2 separate regions of the Homo sapiens genome follow, and region 1 is linked to region 2. The links are chromatin loops, found by intact Hi-C in ENCODE. Cell type or tissue: OCI-LY7. All regions are shown on one strand. Links, peaks and the distances in the headings refer to the core of each region. The heading gives the core; the rest is flanking DNA. Region 1 has its middle 540 kb from the start of SATB2. Region 2 overlaps LOC105373831 (a long non-coding RNA gene).

The links. Peaks named below come from ENCODE experiments on the same cell type or tissue, not always from the same donor. Only the 100,000 strongest peaks of a DNase experiment are listed, where the experiment ranks them.
Region 1: a loop joins it to region 2, with 2.6 times the contacts of the local background. A loop is called at or near these places in 1 of 110 quality-filtered maps.

The regions. Positions count from the first base shown.
Region 1 is chr2:198,912,187-198,922,372 of GRCh38, forward strand. No RefSeq gene overlaps it. Among named protein-coding and RNA genes, the nearest start is that of SATB2, 540 kb to the right of the region's middle. In OCI-LY7, for the core only: no CTCF peak of the experiment used is centred there; a DNase peak (open chromatin) is centred at 4,545; H3K4me3 peaks cover 330 bases; H3K27ac peaks cover 716 bases.
Region 2 is chr2:198,695,757-198,705,942 of GRCh38, forward strand. The region is part of intron 1 of LOC105373831 (a long non-coding RNA gene); the gene reads right to left. Among named protein-coding and RNA genes, the nearest start is that of LINC01923, 330 kb to the left of the region's middle. In OCI-LY7, for the core only: no CTCF peak of the experiment used is centred there; DNase peaks (open chromatin) are centred at 4,745, 5,403 and 5,513; H3K4me3 peaks cover 2,208 bases; H3K27ac peaks cover 2,500 bases.

The DNA of each region.
Region 1 (10,186 bases), core at 3,115-5,614, 220 kb after region 2:
TTACAAGTAAAATAAATATTAACTTACATTTAGTTTTTTGCTTAGGACAGTGTATATCACATAGTAAAAACACAAAGCAAATTAGCTATTAGTATTGGTTCTTGTCATTCATAGGCTTTCTTTCACCACTCTAGATACCCATGGTTACATGCCTTGTCCTCAATGTGGTTTCATGGTTTTACAACCTCCAGGACCATGTACCACCTCTAAGCTGTAGATACAGGGAATAATATCCTGGAAAGAAAAACAGCTGTCTGTTATTAGTGGAGAACAGGATAGACCTCTGCTGCTCCCTCCCAGAAATTAGAAAAAAAGCATGGCATTCTTCGTTATCCAAAAAGCATGGTGAAACACAAGCAGGAGCACTTAATAGCAACAGTAAACATGTACCTAGCTGACAGGTGCTTGTCTAAGAATTTGACTCACTATTACACTATAAGGCTGGTAGTATTAGCATCCACATTTTACAGAGAGAAAGGGGCAAAGCATCTTACTCAGGGTCACAAAGCTGAAAATTGAGACAGCCACAATTGCTTATTTTTATTTTTATTTTTTGAGGCAGGTTCTTGCTCTGTTATCCAGGCTGGAGTGCAGCAGTGGATAACTCACTGCAGCTTCCAACTCCTGGGCCCAAGTGATCCTCCCACCTCAGCCTCCCCAGTAGCTAGGAATATAGGCACACACCATCATGCCTGGCTAATTTTTTATTTTTTGTAGGGATGGGACCTCATTATGTTGCCCAGGCTGTTCTTGAATTCCTGGCCTCAAGCAATCCTCACACATTGGACTCCCAAAGTGCTAGGATTACAGATGTGAGCCACCATGCCTGGCCCTGAGAGCCAGGATTTGAACCTGGGTATCTCAGGTTCATAGTCTGGCTCTTTATCACTCTATTATATAGTCTTTCATTGTAAACATTCTCCAAGTAAGCCTGAGATAATCTGCTACAAAAGAATAGTCATGAATATAAGAGGCATATAAATTTTTATGTACCATATAGGAGGTTTTCACAAGGACATCTAACCTTCTCAGTGGAGAGAGTTATTTATAGAATATTTATTGAAGCCCTACTATGTACTAGGAACTATCCTAAAGACTGGGAATAAAATAATTAAGGACATCGCCTATTCCCTCATAGAGCTGACATGCTCCTGGGGAAGAGAAACACTAATCAAGTAAACAAAGTAATTTCAAAAATATAATAAAAACATGTAAGAGGTTATAAAGTGAATAGAAATTGTAATTCTATGCTAGAATGGTAAAAGAGATATGTTTGATTATAATTACTTGAGAGGAAAAGTAGATAAAACCCATAATGAAAGACCCCCACCATTTCTACCTTGTCCCTCCCTTTTCAGGGGACCAGAGTTTAAGCCTGTCCCCATATGAGCCATTGATACCTGAGTCACCTAGACCCAGCCCATTAAACCCTTCTGTAAGTGCACCAGTAACTGTAGGTAGAAAAATGCAGCTGACACTCACAGCCTGAAGTGATGACATTTATAAGACCCTAGTCAGCAATGATGGGGTTATAGACTTAATAAGTTCAACAGGGAGATGACAGTGGGTGATGGGGAGGAAGGGAGGGATAATAGATGAATTGGTGACAAAGAGAAAAGGCTTCAGAAAGAAAATCATAAAAAGAGGAACTGAGAGGCCAATATGAGGCAATTGTCAAAAGCCTGGGGAGAATTGTTGACAAATCATAGTCTGTGTTTCTTCAAGTGTGATTCAGGCTCCCTGGGGGTTCCCAAGACACTTTCAGGAAGTCTGTAAGGGCAAAGCTATTTTTATAGTAACATTAAGATGTCATTTGGTTTTTGTTTTTTTTTCACTCTTATTCTCTCTCAGGTATGTAGACTCATTGGTAAGGTTTCAGATTCTATATTGCAACTAACCTTTAGGAAACTTGTTGAGTTTTGGTGTAGTATCAAAGCAGTATATCCAGTTATCTGAGTGGTCTAAGTTATTGTTAATCCATTCAAGGTGCTATAATAGAATACCGTGGCTGGGTAGCTTATAAACAATAGAATTTATTTGTCACAGTTTTGGAGGCTGGGGAGTAGAAGATCAAGGTGGCGCAGACTTGGTGTCTGGTGAAAGCCCTCTTCTGGAAGCTGTGTTCTCACATGGTGGAAAGGGGTGAAGGAGGCCTCTGGGGTCTCTTTTATAGGAGAACTAATACCACATAGGGGAACTAATTATCTACCAAAAGACTTAGCTCCTAATACCATCATACTGGGGGTAAGGCTTTCAACATACACTTGTACATCTCAAATATGAGGATCTGAAATTGAAAATGCTCCAAAATCTGAGATTTTTGAGTGTTAACATAATGCTCAAAGGAAATGCTCATTGGAGCATTTCAGATTTCATATTTTCAGATTTGGGACGCTCAACCAGTAAGTATAGTACAAATATTCCAAAATAAAAAGAAAACCTGAAATCTGAAACAATTCTGGGTCCAAGTGTTTTGGATAAGGGATGTTCAACCTGTATAAATTCTGAGGAGACACACTCAGTCTACTGAACTTACTAAAACACACCTCCCTATTCTAACTACATAACTTTGTGAGTCTAGATTTTTCTCTCTTTAACAACCAAAATAACATTTTAACAAATTGAATATAGGAGCAGATATGAGGTTCTAGTTGTCTCCTCTTAAGTCAGACATTAAAGGGATTTACAAAAATGTAAAATAATGACTTTCTTATTAGTAAATTTTTATTTGGAATACAGTTGTTTTTCATTAAAAATGTTATCTATGTTAATATATAATAGAATTATTATTTTAAAATAAATACATATTTTAAATATTTCTCAGTTTTAATCTACTGTAATAAATATTGAGAGGTATGAGTCACATAAACAAAATCTCTTAAGGGTCCTCAATAATTTCTTAAGAGTTTTAAGGGACCCTAAGTTTGAGAACTGCTTATTTAGACAATTTGCTTCCAACTTTGTTCAATATGAGAAAGTTAGGAAGCTAGAAAGTATATAATCTTTGGAGCAATTGCTCAGTCTCTTTCATTAAAAATCTGCTTAAACCATGTGACAGATTGCATTGTCCCAAAATGGCCACATCAATAATTTTGGTCCCACAAAATTCTCAGAGTTTGAATATTCCTCCAAGTAAGAGGTACTTTCTAGTTCCCTCACCTAATTTGGGCCACGCTTAGTGGCTCATTTGCAATTTGTGTACTGTAGCAGAGGCAGTGCTGTATGCCTTCCAAGGGTGAGTCTAAAAATAATACAAATTAAACCCAGCTCTCTATCAGGACATGTGTTTTGAGAGATTAGAGTCCACAGTTAAGAAGCCCAGGTACTCCAAAGATGCCATCCTGGAGAGATTATTTTGAGGTGATCACATAAAGGTAGAGAGAGTTGCCTGTGGCTCCCTACCTATTCCATATTCCAACTGCTACAGTCCTCTCAGCATCAACCTCCAGACACAAGAGTAACTAAACTTCAGATGATCCAAACCATCATCCTTTAAGCCACCTCAACTGACCCAAGATTAAGCAGAGAGGAGCTATCCCCAACAAGTCTTACCCAAATTGTGGATTGATGAGCAGAATAAATATTGCCATTGTTTCAAAACACTAATGTTTGGAGTTATTCATTACACAGCAATAGTAACTGGAGCAAATACTCTCTTCAGGGCATTAGGATTTGTCTCAGGAAAAGGTGGAGTATATTATACCCACAACAGATAGTGAATGGGTATTCACTTATCCTGTGATCATCCTCATTAAAGACCATGGAAAGAAAATAACTTCATCCCAGAGACAACTACACAGAGGAAGAAACAATGAAGTCTAGTCCTCACCTTCCCCATCTCAAGAAGATCACTAGAAGTTTACCATACAAAACAAAAGAAGGAACACGTCAAATTCAGTTACAGAACCAATGAAGATTATCTGATGGAAGAAAAGGAGAAAAGAGAAAGGTAAACTAGTACAAAGATTAATTATTTTAATAAACAGTATACAAGTTATACATATATTACTTTATATTTTGTATTAATTATATTATATAATAATTAATTATATTATATTAATAGCCAACTATACAGGGAAGATATTATTCCTCTTTTGCAGGTAAGAGAACATGTGATACTCAGGGCTGTTAGGCAATTTGCCTGAAGTCGCACAGCTACAGCTCATACTCAGGTCTGTCAGATTCCAAGCCTTACAGGAAGCTGTTTTCTTCCATCTGGAACTCTGGATTTTTCTGCTACATTAAAATAAATGCATCTCTCTCTTTCAAACATAATAATAATTCTGCAAGTGTTCATGCTCTAAGCTAAGATATGGGAATAGAAAATATAACAAACTTTAAAGGTAACATTTCTGCTTCTCTCTCGGGAGAAAACTGTCTTTGTGGTACCATATGAAGCCCTGGCTAACGGCAGGTGTCATTAGGGACAGGATGGAATGAGGAGGACGTTAACAATTTACTATAAATGATTTTTCAATTGAAGAAAAACAGGAAATATGCCAGAAGGCTGTGGATCAGAGGTCAACACCTGCTCCTCCCTGTGCGTGTCCACAGACTCTGACATCTCATCTGCTGGGAAATCAGAAGTACCAAGCTGCCAGCCAAGCCAGGGAGCACTAGAGCCTTTCTGCCAGTGTCTGCCAGGTCTTAGCCTCCCTAATGCCACTCAGTGGTATCATGCTCCTTGAAACGACTCACATACCTCCTTGCTTTGTGGCAAAATGAAGGCCAAGTGCAACTTTATCCGGGAAGCAGATGCCTTGATGTTTCTGGTACTTGTCATAAGTGACATATGTATTACTTCATTTGCAAATGAGCACTCACAGGAGTCTTTGGGAATGGAGGAGAGGAGTGTCCTTTGGTAAAATGCTTCAATATTCAGCAAATTTTGAGTACTTACTGTGTCTAGGAGCTGTTATTTATTGATGAGAATTGGCTTAGGATTCTACTTTCTAGTGGATGATTTTTTTTAATCCAAATTTCTAGATGAACAACAAGCATTCTAATTGTCTCCATAAGCCTGCAATAGAGAATTCTCTCATCCTACATTCATTATTAAGAAATCCTTCCTGCTTCCATAAACTCAAGGACTTACGTCCTGTACCACTCTTCCTAAATAGAAATTAAAACCTAAGGCCATGAACTTGAAGACATATATCTGGTTTCTATACTGCTGTGAATTTTTTGAGCCTCAATCCCTCTCTAACTTTGAGGAAGCTCTATTTCTCATTACAATGGATTTCTCCATCTTGATCTTGAGCTTAATTTATTTTTAATTTTTTTAATCATGTAATATTTAATTATTATTTAAATCATTTTATTAATCATTTTTAAAGGGACATTAGCTCAGGCTGCTCCAAGGAGGAGGATATATGAAAACACGCTGTACCTTTCATTTTTTTACAACTTTACAGTAAATCTAAAATTAGTTTTTCAAAATTAAAAGTTAAAAACATTCAAATTGCCATTCTTCTGGATTTTACAGTCTATAAGAAAAGATCATAGGCTTTGGGATTAAGCAATCTCAAACCTGATTCCATCTGTTATTAGTTATGTGACTTAAGGCAAGTCACTTAACTTTGTTGAGCCCCATTTTTTTTTGTTGAATAGACAACCTAGCACATGGGTCTATCACAAGTTAAAAGTAGGCAAGATGTAATAAAATAGAGTTCATTTATCATTTCCTCCATCTCTGTACTTTATTCAAAAAAGTTGATAAATTAAAAATTACTGCTAAATTTGCATATTCTCTTATTAATAGTTGTTTACTGAGCTTAGAAATATGCATTATCTGACTGGGTAGTCTAAAGCAATCAAGCACGATTAAAGAAAGGGTTGTTCAGCTGGTTATCAGATAATTCTGAAGCCAGGTGTTGCACATGATCCTTACTTGGAGCCATCTGATCCATTGCCACATAGTTCATTGTCAAGCCAATTTCACCAGCTTGACATATATATGCTGTTAATCATAAAGAAGATCAAGTGAAAGAAAGTAGTGATTGCCATCATTAATGGAATAAAACCAGCACTAAAGTCAGGGCACATAGTAAATTTTTAACAATCTTGTTTGAGATTTCAACTGTTGGATGATCAGATCTTGAGACTGTTTAACACTTGGCGTATCTGTGAGTTTATTGTTCATTTGCTCAGTGTTTTCCATGATGGTATGGAGCTAGATAGGCTTGAAATTGAGGGTAAAAAGAATCAGTTCAGGAAATAAAGTAAATGACTCAAATTTCACTTTATGATCTAAGACTGGTTCTCCAACTTCATCGTGCATCAGAATTAACTAGAGAGCTTGTTAAAACATGTTGCTGGGGCCTATCCCCAGAGCTTTCAATTCAGTAGGTAGAGTAAGGCTTAAAATATGCATTTCCAACAAGTTCCCAGGTGATGCTGATGTTGCTGGTCTGAAGATCACACTTTGAGAAGCACTAATCTAAGAGACTAGGTCATGGGAACAAAAGCATTACAGGAAATCATAAGTTAATGTCAAATACTGACCCAGTGCTCAATTAAGGATGCAAGAAGTCAGGACAACAAATGCGAGGCTGGACAGGAGGGACTGTTACCAGGGCCATCACACAACTATGAGCATGCTGATTCCTCTTAGGAAAATTCTCAGAGGGGCTACAGAGGATTGGGTTCTGATTACACAGAGGTAACCCTACCAGGCTATTTAAATGCATAGGCCAGCACATTAAATTTTACTTATTTTTTGTGAAAGCAGGACACAATTCCTTTTGTACTTGTTAAGGCATTACAGAAAAAAATATTTTGAAATATATTCATTTCTGTTGCTGCTGTAATAAATTATCGTAAGAATGACTTAATACAAAGTATTATAGTTCTATAGGTCAAATATCTGATACAAGTCTCACTGGGCTATATAAAATCAAGATGTTAGCAGGGCTGCATGCTGATCTTGAGGCTTTCAGAAAGAATCTGTTTCCTTGCCTTTTCCAGCTTCTAGAGGCCACCCACATTATTTTGCTCCTGGCCCCCTTTCTCCATTTTGAAAGCTGTCGATGTCACATCTCTCTGACTCTTCTTTTGTCACCACATATCTTCCTAACTAGAATGGGAGGTCCTCTACTTTTATGGTGTAGTGTGATTAGATTGGGCCCACCTACATATTCCAGGATAATCTCTCAATCTCAAAATCCATACCCTTATTCACATCTGCAAAGTCCCTTTTGCCATGTCAGGTGACATATTCACAGGTTCTGGGGAATGGAACATGAATGTCTTAGAGGGTCATTATTCTGCCCACCACACATAATAACCAATGTCATTTGTTTTTACTATGGAGAAGCCGAAATTTTTTGTACTGCTACAAAAAAATCTATTTTAAAAAAAACAAACATCAACGACAGCAAAAACAACCCAATGGTGCAGAGTTCTGCTTCTGGCATGACGGCATGAGGAATTCTATGGACACATTCCCATGCAAAACTGGTGAAAATTATAAAAGGACAAAACTTAAAGTCTCTTGAAATGGTCCTGGGTCATGGAGGAAGTGAAAAAACATTTACTCAAGAAAATCTATTATAGCTTTTAAAGGTAAGAGTATGTAGTCTTTGAACAAGGTTCCACTCCATCTCTCCTATCTTTTAGCTCAACCAGATAGAAAATCCACTCCAGACAGGTGCAGCCAAAAGCACAGGTTCTCTCTCCCTACATCTCCCAGTCAGAGGACTATTTTCCTAAGCAAGAAAGGTCATTGTCATTGTTCTGGCATATAGGATGGTGTACCTATACCAAGAGAGGATACTTAAAAAGATTTCAGGCTATTGCCCCACACTCCACTGAGTATGCAGCGCCTAAAGAGGAGATATCACTTGGAAAGAAAGGTGTCTTTGCTTCTACTTCTAGCTCCAGAGCTCTGGCTGGGAGATTTGGAGTGGGGATAGAAACAGGCCTTAAGGCAGACAGCTCCTAATCTCTTCCCAGAGAAACTGACTTCATTTGAAATGGAATATGTGGAAGTTTAAGCCTTAGTGTGCTCTCAAAAACTGTGGAGATTCTCAACTCAATGAAATGGAAACTTCACTCCAGACTGACGCAGCCAAGAATATGGCTTTCTTTCCCTTCAGGTACCAGCCAGTGGTCTATCATCCTTACAGGATTTCAGCGTTTCTCATCCTGCCCTCAGCTACCTGCTGCTGAGGCTAAGTTCCAGGCAAGTACGACTGAGAGATAGGGGTGCCCTTTTTCTGCCAAGCCCCCACTGATGGTATCAAGGCTTTATCTTGGACACAGTGCCACTGAGAATACCAGGGACCTGGCCCATAAGGCAGTAATTTCACACCAGAAGAGGCAAGCCAAGAAGAACTGAGGCTACTGCCTACTCTGTCACTGAACCTCAGTTCCTAAAGTAGGGATGCCACTCAAAGAGAATTATACCCTATCTCCAACCCCAACTCCAGATCCACAGCTCAGAAATTTTGCTTGGGAATAGGGGAGGGAGTTGATAACCTGAGAAAAAGAAAGCTGGGAGGAGCCTGCCAGGGGTCAGACATAAACAAATCTCTAACACTGACCTATGCAACTACTCCTTCTAGGCAGCCCAATTTGATTAGATTAGTATGTGGACCAATTTAGGCCCCAGGCTACTGTTGGAAAAAATACATCAATCATCTGGCAATTGAATAGAGGTTAACAGCTGCATGTAGTTAGTTAGAGAATCAATCAAAGAGAGACCTGCCAAAACCACCATCATCCTAGAGTGTGATGGTCATACCTTTGCCACATCCTGCTGAGGAGCAACACCAGAGGCTTAACACTGCTAGGAAAATAAATTTTACTAAAATAATCCTGCTAATTACTAAATAGTACAACAAGCAAATGACAAGTCTCAGATGAGAAAGGGGATACTCAGAGTTGCTACAAAATTGTATCTAAAATATACAATTTTAAACAAAAAAATTATGAGATATGCAAATATATATATATATATATATATGATCCATATACTGGAAACATATCAGGCAAAAGAAATTGCCTGTGAGAGCAACCAAATGGCAGACTTAACAAAGACTTCAAAATACCCATTATAAATATGTTCAAAAAACTAAAGGAAGCATAATTAAAGAAGCAAAAGAAATATATAATAAAAATATCCCATTGAATAAATAATGTCAATAAAGAAATAGAAATTATAAAGAAATAATAGAAGTCTGGACTTTAAAAGTACAGGACCTAAAATGAAAAATTCACTAGAGGGTCCCAATAAAAAATTTGAATTGGCAGAAGAAATAATAAACTTGAAAATAGATCAATAGAGAGTACGCAAGCTGAAGAACAGAGAGAAAAAATAATAAAGAAAATTAAACAGAGTCTCAGAGAAATAAGGAAGACCAATAAGCACACCAACATACACATAATGGCAATACCAGAAGGAGAGGAGAAAGTAAAAGGAGCAAAAATAAAGACAGGAAACTTCCCAAATTTATTGAAAAACAACAATCTATACTTCCAGGAAGCTCAATGAACTTTGGGCAGGATAAATGCAAACAGATTCATAAGTAGATTATAGTAAAAATGCTGAAAGCCAAAGACAAGAAGAAAATCTTGAAAGCAGCAAGAAAAAAATGACTTATCAATTACAAGGGAACCCAATAAAATTAACAGCTGACTTTTCAGCTGAAACAATAGAGGCAAGAACACAGTGAGATAACATTCAGAATGCTCAGAAGAAAAACACCTGTCAACTAGACTCCTACATTCAGCAAAGCTATCTTTCAAAAATGAAGGTAAAATGCATTCTTAGATAAACAAAAATGAAGAAAATTTGTTGTTAGATGACCTGTCTTACAAGAAATACTAAAGAAAGTTCTTCATGTTGAAAACTGCAGACAATAATTCAGACACACACACACACACACACACCCCCGCACTAGTGAAGATAATTATGTAATTACAGAAAATAATATACCTGCATAATTTTCTCCTTTCTACTCTTAACTGTTTTTAAAACAATTTTATAAAATAATACCTATATGATGTTTTATGGGGTATATAATATATAGAAATGTACTATATTTGCTAATAAAAGCACAAAGAAAGTGAGTGGAAGCAAAGCTTTATTTGGTGAAAGAAATGACTCTAGACGGTAACTTAAATCTACAGGAATAAATGAACAAAGAGAACCAGAAATGTTAAGTAAAGAGGTTAATATGATAAA
Region 2 (10,186 bases), core at 3,332-5,831:
TTTTCTGTAAAGAATCATTTACAATAAGAAGTTACCTTTGGAACACTCTATAGAAATATGACTACATGCACAAGTAAACCCCAATTGGTCCCTTTGTGCAGATAAAACTAAGATTCCTTTTATTCTCTTTCCCCAAATTGTTGTTGAATTTGTGCTCAAGGACTGATTGTGGGAAAAGTTGCATTCTCTGTCATAAAAATAAAAAGAAAATATAATAAAACAGTAATTGGTCAATGACAATTGAGGCAACAACTTTACTGTGCCAGTCAAACATGCATCATAACTGATCTTTGTACTCTGCTCAAGGTGCAGTGCTTTTCATAAAACAAATCCTACCTTATAAAGTTATTATTTTACACCAGGCCTTTCATCCTCTGGTACACAAGGCTATAAGTTACATGGCTATTAAAGTGGCTCTTTTGTTCTATAGTACTGCCATCAATAAAAGGACACTGGTAGTAAAGGTGAAAATAGATAATCTCAGAAATAAAAAATGAGATGTTAATTTTATTGTTTTCAATACTGAGAATATGAAAACATGCACATGATTAGTAAGAAATGGGTCACAGTAGGAGGAAAGGCAAGACTGACTTGCTGGTAATTACGCATTTAAACTTAGCCAACTCAGATAAAGCTAGTTATTTGAGACATCATCCAAAAATTTGGCCACTGAGTTCACCTCTCCAGTTACTCTTCCTGCAAGTTTTCAAAGATTATTATTTAGGAATTATTAGATCTCTCATAACACCACGCTCTGAAGGAAAGAGAGCTTAAGCTACCACCACAGCAATCACTGGCCTAGTTTCTTACCAGGTATCGCTATAAATTTTTAAATATTACTTGAGTAACTTTATTAGCTTTCTGCTTGAGAAACAACAGAATACACTTTCATTAAAGGATAGGACAAAAAATAAAAATTTTATAACGGGAAGCTGTTAATCTCAAAATCTTCTTTTTGGGCCACCACGACCTTAACAGACACAGTAAATGTCTCAGAAAACATGTAACTGGTTCACCTTTGAGAAATGACCACAGAAGAAAAGTGTCTAATAATTAAATTTTCAATAATTTTTAGAATGGCAAGTTTTGAAAATAAATTAATCTCAGGAAGAAGCATACCATGAGTTAACTGTTGTATTCTCTTAAATTTACAGAGTTGTTTTACACCTAAGTATAAATAAAATCTTATTTAATGAATACTGCTAAATAATAACATTTTAATTCTCATTGCCCAGTTCATTTTATGCACTTTTTAAGAAATCCATTTGTTTTCAATTTGATGCTTCTGTGCACTTACTCAGCAAACATGTATTGATATGCACTATGTGAATAAAGTAGTGTTTAAGGGGGCAAGTTCTATAGTTGGACTGACTGGGTTTAAATGATGGCTCTGCTGCTTACTACCTGTGAGTCCTGATGCAATTTATTTAACACCTCTGTGCTTTATTTTGGTGGTATTAGTACTTACTCCATAGGTTTGGCATAAAGTGTTAAATGAGATAACATGTAAAGCACATAACACAGCACGAGGCACATAGATAGGCAGCACTCAATAACAGTAGTATTTACCATCAAGACTGAGGTCGATAACAATGTTGATGAGGGTGACTATGTGTCAGGCATTGTAACAAGTTCATTGGAAGCTATAAAGGAGAAAGTTGTTTAATTTCAAAACACTCAAAGATATATAAATTCTGTTGCAATCATGAGTCAACTGATAAAGCAGTTGACCCCTGCTGATTGCTTAAGGGTTTGTTCCTGAGGGCCTTCTGTGCATGAGGAAGCCTAAGCAAAGGTGAGCTGCAAGGAGCTTTAAAGCACATTCCCATTTATGTCTGAGAATTGTAATCTCGGCAGCAATGTAGAGCATGTACTGAAGGGGAAAGAAAGAGGAAGCTATTAATAGTAGAATATTGGAAACCTATTAAACCATCTAAGAGAGAGGTAGTGGGGATCTGGTACACACAGAAGACATTAGAAAATAAGACCGACAGGAAGTGTACCACCTGGATCTGAAGAGTGATTTAAGGTAATTCCTAGATTTCTAGCTGGTTATATGACATTGCTCTTCAGTTAAATAGAAGAAACACAGGTATAAGGGCAAAATGTGAATTTCATTCTGCACATAGGGGTAGACATCCAATGGGAAGTGAAAAAAAAACAGGAAGTAGGAAAGACAGAGAGAGAGGGAGAGAGAGAAACCCTAAGTACTGGATGATATGTCCTTCACACACATTATCTCATTTAACATCACAATAATCCTGTATAGTCAGCATTAATATCACCATTTTCAGATGATAAAATCCAAGGTATCTGTGACTCCAAGCTGTGGTCCCAACCATGATGTTATTATTTGGTTCTGCAATAAATTTGAAACAGCTGGAAAAGTGAGTCTGACACACAGAAAAGAACTTAGTTCTAGCAATATAAATTTCCAAGTAAATGTGTAAGATTACCCAAAAATGTGGTGGAAAAAAGAGAAAAATAACTAGAAGTGGAAGCTTGAGGAACAATAGCACTTGGCAGATGAATAAAACAATAGTTGCTGATAGAAAGAGGGAGAAATGGTCAGAGAGGTAGAAGAGCAAGGGAGTGGTGTTTGGGTAGCCAAAAGGGGAGAGGAAGAGAAGATGTGGCTCAGGGGAGCAAGAGCAATTGAGATGCAGAAAAGAAAACATGCAGGAGGAAGTAGAAGTGAAACCAGGTTATATGCTATAACCTAAAGGTTATATGCTATATTCTAAAGGAATAGAAGAGGTTGAAATGGGATGCATGAATGTAGAGTACTCTTTGACAAAGTTTGGCATGAGGAGATAGAGGAAATATGAGAGGTTTTGAGAGGTCACTGGGTATAGCACAGAAAAAAAAAAAAAAAAAAGAAAAAAAAGATGAATTGACTTTCTTCATGCCAGACGCTGGCAGGGGAAGGATGGGGTCTGGCTGTTACACTGGGGTAAGGTTGGTCTGTGTGTCGAGAGGTGGTGTGGTGGGTAATGACTGCCACCTTAGAACAAGGGAAATTTTTTTTGAGTAAAAAGAGAACATTAGAGCTATGTTTTAGAATTCTTAATTCTTTCAAATTTTTAGAATTTAAAAATGTTTTGAGAAAAATGTGAGTAAAAATTAAGTCATTAAGAACACTTAAATCTCTCACTTGAAATAATCTTTGAAACAAGAAAGCATATCAAATTGTAATTATAGAATATTAAGAAAACAATTCTGTCAATAACACTGTGCATTAGGTTGATCCATATGAAATTATCATTTTTGTTATCTCAAAACTGTCAACTATTGCCAATTTTATTGGTTCAACCTAACATAGCAATGTGTAAGATTTTTTACAAGTTATACTCAGGGAAAATTTCTTAGTTTTAAATACTTTTATCGTTAAATAAGAAAGAATAAAAATTAAACTGAAAAAGCTAAAAAGATATCAAAATTAACCCTAAGTATGAGGACAAAAACCAGAATATTAATAAATAAACTTTGAAAAAATAGAAAAGGTAGAGTTTGTTAATAAAGCTAATAACTAGTTCTCTGTCTATAAAATAGACAAACCTCTGACAAGACCAATATAGGAAAAAAAGAGAAAAAAGTCAAATACATATAGTTTGGGAGTTAGGAGGATGATTTCTGAAGTTAGCCTGGGATTGAAAGGAATACAGTCATAGTGATTTATGTGAGTTTCAGCAAGGCTATCTCAACATTGAAGGATCTGCTATTATCTTTATATGTTACTCCATCAAAGGAGAAAAATGTAACCATTGTAATAAATGCCTTGGTTTTCTCATTCAAAGACAGGAAATTGATAGCATCTAGCTCTTAGTGCCGTGGTAAAGATTGAAGAATATAATGTGTACACAGCATGACACGGTGCCTGGAAAATAGTATTATTACTCTTATAATTGTAATATTTTGTTATTATTATTATAGAGAAGTAGGAAGATCTGATTAGAAATACAAAGACTTAAAAACTAACTGCTTTCTACATGAAGCTCTATTAATTTTTAAATCTCAATGAGTAAATAATTTTAATAAATTAAAATTGCCAAAGTAATAAAAAAGTAGTCATTATAGAATAAATTTCTAAGCTTATCCATAATCATCAAAAATTTGTCAAGCCAAGATGGTTTCACCAGCAAATTATTTGAAATCTTCAGGAGACAGACACTCATGGAACAATTAAACCCTGTTCTAATTGAACTGTTTTAGAATGTAAATAAAGAATAAAATCTTCAAAATTTATTTTTCAAATTTAGCCTAATTCTTACCTGAAGTCTAAAAATGACAGCATAAAAATGAAAACTATGAACCAATTTCACTTATAATAAATATAAAACTCCTAAACGAAAGTATAAGAATACTAGAAGGATTTTTTTCTAGGATTTAAAAGATGCATTGATATAAATTACACATAGAAGAAGAAAAACAAAACAAAACACACCTTTGTGGCCATATTAGCAACAGCATACCCATTTTACAAATATTTCTGTCCACTTCCTGCTTTTCCGTGGTTATTAAAATATTTCTCTATAGCTATATGGAAGCAGTCTATTGCCATTTCCTTTCTCACCCCTTTGGCTTTCTTTACCCTAGAGCTCTTTTTATCAGTGCCATGCATTTAAAATCTTTCAGTTCAGTGAAGATTAAAGGCAGAATCATAGTCAAGCCAAATGGTCTTTCCCCACAAAGGCTATGGGGCCCCAGGGCAAATCATCCCTGGTTCAATGCTTTCTATTCTTAACATTGCTGCTATAAGTGGTAAGTGAAAGCAAGTTAAAATAAAAAAAGGCAGGTGGGAGGGCAGGTGTATCAGTTTGAGTCTCCGCAGGATGCAAATGACACTAGCACACTGGATAATTTGAAGAGACTTTAACAAAGGGATTTCACATGGTGTAAACAAGTTACAATTGCATGAACAAGTTCATGAAAATGAAGAAGGAATAACAAGCCCCTGAACTTGAAGAGGTAAGAAAGGGAGTTGGATACATACTGGGTTGAATAGTGTCCCATCTCCCAAATTGATGTCCACCTGGAACCTGTGAATGTGACTTTATTTGGAAATAGGGTCTTTGCAGATATAATCAAGTTCAGATGAGATCATAATGCATTAAGGTGGACCCTAATACAATGACTGGTGTCTTTATACGAGAAGAGGGAAATTTGGACACAGATACAGGAGAGAAGGCAGAGATGAGTGATCCAACTACAAGCCAAGGAATGTCAAGGATTTGCCAGAGCCACCAGACAGTAGAACAGGCAAGAAAGAACTCTACCCAGAGTCTCAGAGAGAACATAACTCTGCTGACACCTTGATTTTGGACTTCCGGCCTCCAGAATTGTGAGAGAATAAATTTCTGTTGTCTTAAGTCACCCAGATTGTGGTATTTTGTTATGTCAGCCCTAGTAAAACTAATACAGATACCAAAGACATGGTGGAGGACAAACAGAACCTGTCCAGCGTGGCAGAGGAGTAGTGACAATGAGATGTATGCAGTGTGGGTCTAGCGTCTTCTTCAGTGTTTAGTGAGCCATCTGTCTCTCTTCTATTGACTGCCTCTTAGAAATGCTGTCCATTCAAAGCATGGCAACTCAGGCCTTCACCTTTCTGTGATATTGCTGTACCTTGACCATTGTTTTACTATTTGGACAACAGCTAGAATGGGGTGAGGGGATGGGGGGTGATATATCAGTCTGGACGATGCTCATACCTCTTCAAAAAAAGACAGAGGTGCTTTAGAATACAGCTGATATGCTGGCATGCACAAGGCAAACAAACAAATAAGCAAAAGATGCTGTATGATGAATGAAGGGAGAAAGTACAATATGGCACTGCCCATTGAGAGAATAGGAAACTCAAGCATAGTACCCAGAGCCTGAAATAGAGAGATGCCCAGCTAATTTGTGTTCAGTGCATTCATGGGTGGCTGGATGTATGAACAGATGGATGAATGAATGAAGCGCTTATATAAACACAAGAACTACTCTACTTTTTTCTAGTCCTGAACACCAATTCCATTGCAAAGTTCTGAGTAGCAAATTCACAAAATCCTATTTCACTCATAAAAGAAAGATTTTTGAACATGTTTGACTAGGAATTTTATTCTAGTACAGAACTAAAATGAACCAGAAATTACATTTTAGTCCAGAGTGAAAATGTCAGAGAATAAATTATTTTTTGATTTAGACCATTTAACTTTGAAATAATTTTAGATGTTTAAAACCATTTTACTTAATTTAAAAAATATTTTACTTTTAAAAAGCACCTTATGTTTTTTGGGTAAATGGATATTTACTTTCCAGAAGTGAATTATAATGATTAGAACTGTTGCACTTTCACTTAGTGTTTGCCTGAAAAAATGAATTGTATCAGATATTTTTGAAAATCATGGACGTGGCAATTTCCAAAGAAATGCTTAAGACCACAGAATTGTGGCATCACCCCTGGTTTGACCTATGTATTGAGAACACCCAAAGGAATAGAAAAGGTTTCCCTTGGAAGATAACTTATTTTGAACAGATCTTGGGCACCATGCCCTTTGTACTGTTTGTTTCAGTATTCTTCATCCTGCCCCTCACATGCCTGGCACATAGTAGGTGCCTGGTAAGTGTGCACTGAGTTTAATCAAACTAATTTAGTGCATAGATCTTCAGAAGAAGCTGCCTTGCTTTTACCACTGTCTCTGCTTTCAGCCTTTAAACTCAAAACTTAAAGGGCAAAACATATAAATATACGCAAAGCTACTTGTGTTTTCATTTTACTCAAGGTATTTATATCATAAGGCATTTAGAGTCATCTGCAATGCTTTCTGAGACATTTAACTAGTACTGCCTTGGTTTCTCACTAATTAAAAATCAAGTTATTAGAATATAAATCTACTGGCAACATATTTAGGCAAGCACAACACAGAGACAGTGTAAAATATAGGGAGGGGTCAGTGTTAATTTTTATGACTTTGAGACACTGAAAATAAGTTCCTCATTAAGAAAACATCTTGCTTCAAAGTGCAGTGGCTAGTCTCAGGGTCTCAAGACCCATAAAGTAATTACCCTGATGACATTTTTTTCTCTACAAAAATATCTTCCATGTTTCTGAACATCCATGAAGCAAACCTAGAGTCAAGAAACAACAAAGGGTTACCAATATTACTGTTTATTGTTGCAGTGGGCTATAGGTAAGAAACAGATGAATAATTAACAAAGAGTCCCATCCTGTTAACCAGAAAGAGTAAAAGTACTGTGCTCACTGGGGTGAGGTACAGGTTATCCTGGCCCATTCAGAGAGCTGTAATGTCTTTTATCAGGCAGTGTTATTTCACCAGCAACTCCTAAAGATCATTCTGCCTGGTCTTGATGCTATCCAAGACACAAATATGGATTCAGCTAAAATCCAGGTATATATCCAGGTTGAAATTTCCTTTCAAGTTCTAGGTCCATGCCCTTAAGGGACCCACATAAGCTGAGAAATGAGTCAAACAAAGAATAGCTACAGAGCAGTTACCAAAGAGTTTATTCCCCTCCAAAGGTGATTTTGCAGTGAGGTTCATCTCAGCCTAGGTCCTGGGGGTTTTGGACTAGGAATAGACTGGAGCTTCTAGTCTATTTATACAAGTGGAAGAATTGCATAGCTAGACTTAGAAGATAGTGTGTTAAATGTGTCTCAAGCATTTGTTTCCTTAAGAAACAGTTATTTAGCAATGACCATGTGATTCCTGGACCCTGGACCCTGGGAGTACAAAATTGGGTAAGACCATACTTCACAAAGCTCACAGTCAAGGCATATCTAGCCACTGAAATGTGATTGTCTCATTCCCAAAGGCTGGCTCAGGAGACTTGGAGAACACAGAGGAGCACCTAACTCACCTGGGCCTGGCATCACAGAGGGAGTAGTAACACTTAGGCTGCATCTTGAAAGATAAGTAGCATGTGGCAGCACAGAGGAGGGTCAAGGACATATGAAGCATAAGAAAGAGTAAATGCTGAAGCATGAAGACATGAGAATGTGCAGCATGTCAAGAAAAGAAGTGGGTAGCTCATTATGGCTGGAGCTCCAGGTGCTTTGTGGAGGAGTGAGAGGGAAGGAGCCTGGTTAGGGAAGACGAGTTCAGATGATTCCATGCGTATAACACAAAACTTGGGTTTTATATTGGAAAGGACAGGAAATATTGAATAGAATTTTGAACTAATTGAAATATATTAAGTAAGCACAAAACATAACCAGACTTGAGTTTCAGAAAAATTACTCTATTTGTGGAATATTGTCCATTTTAATACATAATACAATTAGCCAACTGGATTATGGAGCCCCATCCCTAGGTGCCATTTTTTCCTTTTGTCTTTCTCCTAATGTCCGAAATACATTCTAAGTTTAATCATTTTCTTCATTTCACTTTTCATCACCATAGTGCAAGCCATCGTCTCTTAACCTGGATTGTTGCAATAGCATCCTAACTCGCCTTTTTGATTCAGGCTTTGCTTACTTGCAATCCAGTCTCCTCAGGATAGCAAGAGTAAGCCTATTAAAAATTAAATTACATGTTATATGATGCTACTTCCCTGTTTAAAAACTCTCCAATATCTTCCTATCACTCCTAGAATAAAATGCAGACTCCTTTCAAACGCCTCCAAAGCCACATAATCTGCTGCCAGTCCACCTATCCGTCTCAGCCTATATGACACTTCACATTTTCTATGTTCTATCCTTGTGGGCTTGCTCTCTGTTCCAGCCTCATGCCCTTATTCATACTTGGAAGACTGTCTTCCCAGCCCTTCAATAGCTGGTTCATTTTCCCCATTCAAAACTCAGTTAAACGCTACAAATTCAAAATGCCTTTTTAAAAAAAGAATCCTCCCTTAATATCCGCCAGTCAGTATCACATCACTTTATTTTTTTCATTTGTAGTACTTAAAATCACCTGAAATTATCTAGTTTATTTATTTGTCTTCTTGGTTATTATTGTCTCTGAGCATCAGAACAGAAGACCCACAACAACAAGGATCTGGTCTGTATCCTCAGTACCTAGAAACCACTAGGTACATAGTTAGTCCTTGATAAATATGTGTTGATTGAATCACAACTGGATGAAAAATGAAAACAAAAATCAATTTGGAGACTTTTGAAACAACCCAGGTGAAAGATGTAAGGGTTTGAATTTAAGCAGTAGGGCTAAAGGTGGAGAGGAAGAAGTGGATCAGAGAGATGGTTGGCGGATGGAATTGATAAAACGTCATAACCAGTTGGATGTGTTGAGAGGCAAAAAGTGAGGAAAGTGGGAGGTATCCCCTTAGCACTGGAATGAGCCAGACATAAAGTGCCCTTTGGGTCTACCAGTTTAAAAGTTTGGAGCATTTCATTTTCTAAATAAAAGGATACACAGCATGTTCTGTTGAATGAGTGAAAGGATCATTCTAACAAAAGAGTTACTGCATTATTCATGTTACCTAGGAGAACTTACAAAATATGTATTAAAATTGCACTGAATGCCAGCACTGTGTAGGATATTATAAGGGATATGGCAGAAGTAAAAGATGCTGTCCCTGCCCTTTTTAAAGTTGTGGATTAAAATGAAGAATCATAAAACAATTAGAGAACAATCCAAGATAATATATTATCAATTTCGAAAATGCGTGATACACCAGAGCTTCAGGAATCATAGATCAGGCACAACATTTTAATGTAATGCTGTTCTAGGGCAGAAAATTTCATTCTGATTTCACCTCAAATCCTTTCCTATGGCCAAAAATGTTCTTAGCATAAGTGAGCTATCTTTTTGGGCTCCAAGAGGTATTGGCATTTTGAGAATTAATTCAAGAACTTTCAAAGGGGGAGTAGCACAATTCATTCTTTCAAGCAGTCAGTGGATTTAATATTTTTAGACAAGTGCCAGATTGGAACAGTTTGTTCTAATGCTCCATGGATAGCATAGGCCCAGTTTCCAACAGGACAACTTAAAAAGAAAAACAAAACAAAACACACACAAAAAAGAAGAATGAATTGAAATTGCTTTAAGAGGCATGGCCTTGGCCAGGTGCAGTAGCCCACGCCTGTAATCCCAGCACTTTGGGAGGCTGAGGCAGGTGGATCACGAAGTCAGGAGTTTGAGACCAGCCTGGCCAATATGGTGAAACACTGTCTCTACTAAAAAAAATACAAAAATTAGCTGGGCGTGGTGGTGCAAGCCTGTAG